2 separate regions of the Homo sapiens genome follow, and region 2 is linked to region 1. A link is an interaction called in ENCODE POLR2A ChIA-PET data of the cell type or tissue named here. Cell type or tissue: endothelial cell of umbilical vein. All regions are shown on one strand.

Region 1 (2,500 bases):
TGCTTGTTTAGAGAATTATTTGTTTTGCTATTTGTTATCTGTAATTTAAAGAGTTGTAAAATAGTTCAAAGGCAGTGACAGGTGCACAGTCCTAATGGAGTCAGATAATTCTTAGGGGTGCCAGCACTCCATTGAAAGGAGTTTGTTTGTTTGTTTGCCTTTGAGATGGAGTCTTGCTCTGTCGCCCAGGCTGGAGTGCAGCTGTGCAATCTCAGCTCACTGCAACCTCTGCCTCCCGAGTTCAAGCAATTCTCCTGCCTCAGCCTCCTGAGTAGCTGGGACTACAGGCACACGCCACCATGTCTGGCTAATATTTTTAATTTTTTAAGTAAAGATGGGGTTTTGCTATATTGGCCAAGCTGGTCTCAAACTCCTGGCCTCAAGTGATCTACCTGCCTTAGCCTCCCAAAGTGCTGGGATTACAGGCATGAGCTACCATGCCTGGCTGATACTTAATATCTTTCCATTATTCCAAAGGTTAAATTTTGAAAACATTTTTATAGTGAAAGAATAGCTTGCTAATGAAAAAAGTTGACTTATGGACTTTGGATAGGTGGGAATGTATCTGTCTGCAAATGCCAGTTGCTATAACAAACAACTCTAAAGTCTCAGTGGATTAATATATTGGTTCCTTGCCCTCTTCATAATCCACTGTCACTCAGTTATTCTTTCACCCATATCTCCATCATCTTCTTGGACCTATGCAACTTCACTGGATCCTCTGCAGCTAGCCAGGAGGCAGGAAAGAGAGAGAACTTAGGGAAGGCTACCTGGGACTCATCAGCCTAGAATGGCTTTATTTTTCTTCCATTTCAAATTATGTTAGTGAGAACTAGTCACATGACCCCAGCTGGATGGAGGAGGGGCAGGGGGTGATGGCAGTACATATCATTTACCTGAAGCAGCCTGGCTTGGTGAACACTTAGCATTTTCAGGGGTGGACTTTCTCAAGGAAGGCAAGCCCCAGAAAACTGGGAAAACTCCATTTGCTATTTATAAATTTTTGCTAGATCATGAGTGATTGAGCAGAACAATGTCTGCTCTCCAGGAGCTGATGAGTCATGGGGAAGAAAAATGTGTAATGCGAGGCAGGATGTGAAATATGCTGGGGAAGAAAAATGCTCTGAAAGTACCAAGTGGAGCCTTGTAAAGCATTACAGACAACATGCAGGGTGGCAGTTGAGAGGCTAGAATTTGGAGTCAGGAAGTCCTGAACTGAAGCCTTCACTTTGCTGCCATTGACCCTGGATGAGTTTTTAACTTCTCTGAGCTTCAATTTCCTTAGCTTGAAAAAGAGCATACTAATTATTCACTCATAGGATAGATCTATGTGTGCAAAGTGAAGCAAAAGCCCATTTATCTTTGGCCTTGAAGGTTAGGCAGATTTCAAAAGGCAGAAAGGGGCAAAGGAGCATTGTAAGAGAGGAGCAGGTGAGCCGCTGGAGCCTTGGTTCCTTTACCCACTACTTCCTCGAGCTTTTATATATTGGGAGTTCCCAAGATGACTGTATTTGAGGAAAAGGAATCCACTATCAAAAATAAATTTGAAAACCCAGAGTGTTCTTGGGAGTATTGCTGATTCATTGCTTTTTCCAACATGACCCAGTGGTTGTCAGCATAATCTTTGACTGACTGTTAAGTTTAACCAGTTTAGTGTGAGGAGATTTACAGTTATTGCCTGTCTTAGAGATGACACAAATAATTGATGAGAGTTTTTCACTTTTCAGATATTACTTTTTCAAGTTATAGGTAAGCTGTGGTATCCTGCCTATATTTTAGCATCTAAGGTTTTTTTTTTTCCCTTCCCAGGTTAATTATATATTTTAATTTTTGGAACATGTACGATCATTATGGGATGCTATTAAGAAAGAAAAAAATCCCAACATGACTACCTTAAAGGCATTTAGTTATAAAGGCTGTAGCATTAAGATATGAACTTGGCCAGGCGTGGTGGCTCACGCCTGTAATCCCAGCACTTTGGGAGACCGAGGCGGGCGGATCATGAGGTCAGGAGATTGAGACCATCCTGGCTAACTAACACGGTGAAACCCCATCTTCACTAAAAAATACAAAAAAATTAGCCAGGCGTGGTGGTGGGTGCCTGTAGTCCCAGCTACTTGGGAGGCTGAGGCAGGAGAATGGTGTGAACCTGGGAGGCGGAGCTTGCAGTGAGCCGAGATAGCACCACTGCACTCCAGCCCAGGTGACAGAGCGAGATTCCGTCTAAAAAAAAAAAAAAAGATATGAACTTAAAATTTGAGAGTGTTTTGTACTACTTAGTAGCCTCATACAAGCTTATATTTACAAGTTTATATTCAACTTCTCTGCACCATAATTGTTTTACTCATTTTGTACAAGCGAGCACAATCCTTTGGAGAAAGCAAGCACAGTGTTGACCATTAATGTGCACACAGATCCCCCTGGGGATCCTGATACAAGGTGCGTTCTGATTCAGTAGGTCTGGGTGGGGCCTGAGACGCTACGTTTGTTCAAGGCTGCC
Region 2 (2,500 bases), 1.1 Mb before region 1:
GCTTAGGCACATATGAACAATCTATCTCATCTGGTGAATAATGTTGACCACCATCCTTTACTCTTCTTCTTGGGCACAAATATCCAGAACTTTATCTAAGAGTAAGTCCAGAAGTAGCACCCAAACACACATTGATGGCATCTGTCATTCTGCCAAGAAAGGAAAAAGATCAAGGCTATTGGCTTTGGCAAACTTTCAAGAAGCTGCCCCTAGTCCTGACCTAATCTTCACAGGAGGACAACTGTCAGAAGCATACGGTTCCTTAGCAAGCTGCTGGCAGTCTTGCCTCTCACTTACAGGGTTTTCCTACCAGTTCGCTTTAAAATATGGCACCTTTTTTTGCCCTTAGTAGTGATAGCTGTGCACTGATATGTCCACAATGTACAGTCTAGTCCCCAAAAGCATGATTAATTTAAAAAAAAAAAAGATACAGAAAAAATCTGACTAGAATTACAGGTACAGTTTGTGGCTCCAAAACAAGGCAAAGCTAACCCATGCCCTTGACCTGGTTTGTATGTCACTAACAAACTGAGCTAGCCAACAAGCCAGAATATAAGAACCTATCTCAGAAAATAAAAGATGGGCATCTGTATTACCCCAACAATGCCCAAAGCTAGGATCTGGGCTATCTACTCTTGTAAGCCTAAATTCAGGAAGTCTATCAGATAGGCAACATTTTCCAATCACACTGCAGGTATTTTTTTTAGACATAAAAATGACAAAGACCAGTTTAATAGGTGACCTTAATTGTGTGCCAGCAGAAATACAGGTAGCCTTAAAACCCCAATCCTGGTGTAATTTATAGAACAGAATAAACCCAGGTTATTACTAAAGGTGAATGACATACTTAAAAAGTATAACAAGATGAGGCCAGGCGCGGTGGCTCACGCCTGTAATCCCAGCTCTTTGGGAGGCCGAGGCAGGCGGATCACGAGATCAGGAGATTGAGACCATCCTGGCTAACACGGTGAAACCCCATCTCTACTAAAAATACAAAAAATTAGCTGGGCGTGGTGGTGGACACCTGTAGTCCCAGCTACTCAGGAGGCTGAGGCAGGAGAATGGCGTGAACCTGGGAGGCGGAGCTTGCAGTGAGCTGAGATCGCACCACTGCACTCCAGCCTGGGCGACAGAGCAAGATTGTCTCAAAAAAAAAAAAAAAAAAAAAAGTATAACAAGATGAATGATTAAGAAAAAAGAAAAACCTTCTGAAATCAATGTCTGTTCAAAAAATTTTATGATTGTGTAGCCTAATGGCTAACAAGCCTTTTGTTTTCATGTTTCCCTTCCTGGCAATATGCCGTTAAGGCATAGCTTTCCTATTATTTCCTTGTGTTTTAGTCAATTGTCTTCATTAAATATTGTCTAAGTGGCACAATATCTAGTTTTAAGCCAAAAGGAAAAGATCTATTGTAAGTCACGAAATCGCACCAACTGCATTGGAAATTGAACTTGCTTCCCTGGTTTTCCCCATTTAATTCACAACTGTGGCTATGGTTTAAAAGAATAGAAATTGTTTATTTGGCACCAAATTTGCTCCACTGTAAAAATAAATAAAAGTATCTCTTCTGAGGTGGGGGGAAAAAGTTTATTTTAATATCTAAGGCTATCCAATATTAGATTACATGTTTGACTACTGCTCAAGTGTTCATTATTTTCTTTTCAAAAGAGCTTTCACAATGTATGTTAAAAGACTACAGGGAAGAGGGAGGCTGAGAAATTATGGGCCCTCTTAACTCTCAACACAGGCTTCTGTGGCCCTGTTCAGGGTGAGAAGATCTTTTATCAGATGAGGGATTCAACCCAGTGAAAAGTTACCTCACTTAACAAATAAGGTCTAATGCTGGACAGGCTCCAAACAGATTTAGAGTTGTAATATAAGAGCATTTCCTTTTTCAAATAATTTGTCTATCGTTCATACAGCAAAGGAGAGCTCCAAAGTTTTATCATTTAAATACTCAAAAACAACATTTTTAATCTCACACAACATTTTCTGTTCCAGAAAATCAGGCTGTAAGAACCTGTGACATGAAGAAGTCATTTTACTCTCAATTAATCCAGGACTTACTGACCCAGCACTGTCTGAGAATTAAGAGACTCAAAGGAAGCTGTGATTACCCCAACTCGAGTTGCAGAGAAAAGAATAACGTGCCGGAAAGTCAGAAACCAGGCAACATCAGGATGTATAAAGAACTAGACTGCTTGAGTCCCTAACCTGGTCTGCCACTTACAGGCTGTGTGGCCTAAGCTAGGCAAGTTCTTTAACTTCTCTGTGCCTCAGTTTCCTCATCTAGAACATGGCAATAAAAGTATCTATCTTGTATAATTATGTGCAGTCAATGACGTAGCCCATGGAAAGTATTAGAAAGGGCTTGGCATGAGGTAGGCACCTCACATACAATATCGGTATCAAATTAGCTGTAAGTGTTGTGTGGTCAAGCTAAGTGCTTTAAGGAGGAAGGGCAGGGAAGGCTTCGTGGAAGCTGTGGCACCTGAGCTA

Evidence for each region. ChIA-PET counts read pairs that join two places held together with the same protein. Peaks named below come from ENCODE experiments on the same cell type or tissue, not always from the same donor. Only the 100,000 strongest peaks of a DNase experiment are listed, where the experiment ranks them.
Region 2: POLR2A ChIA-PET joins it to region 1 with 5 read pairs; 2 of 35 experiments call an interaction of 5 or more read pairs at or near these places.

The regions. Positions count from the first base shown.
Region 1 is chr14:58,081,245-58,083,744 of GRCh38, reverse strand. The region is part of intron 5 of ARMH4 (armadillo like helical domain containing 4); the gene reads left to right. Among named protein-coding and RNA genes, the nearest start is that of ARMH4, 70 kb to the left of the region's middle. In endothelial cell of umbilical vein, no CTCF peak of the experiment used is centred here; a DNase peak (open chromatin) is centred at 1,064; H3K27ac peaks cover 1,258 bases.
Region 2 is chr14:59,193,811-59,196,310 of GRCh38, reverse strand. The region is part of intron 1 of DAAM1 (dishevelled associated activator of morphogenesis 1); the gene reads right to left. Among named protein-coding and RNA genes, the nearest start is that of DAAM1, 6.4 kb to the right of the region's middle. In endothelial cell of umbilical vein, no CTCF peak of the experiment used is centred here; no DNase peak of the experiment used is centred here.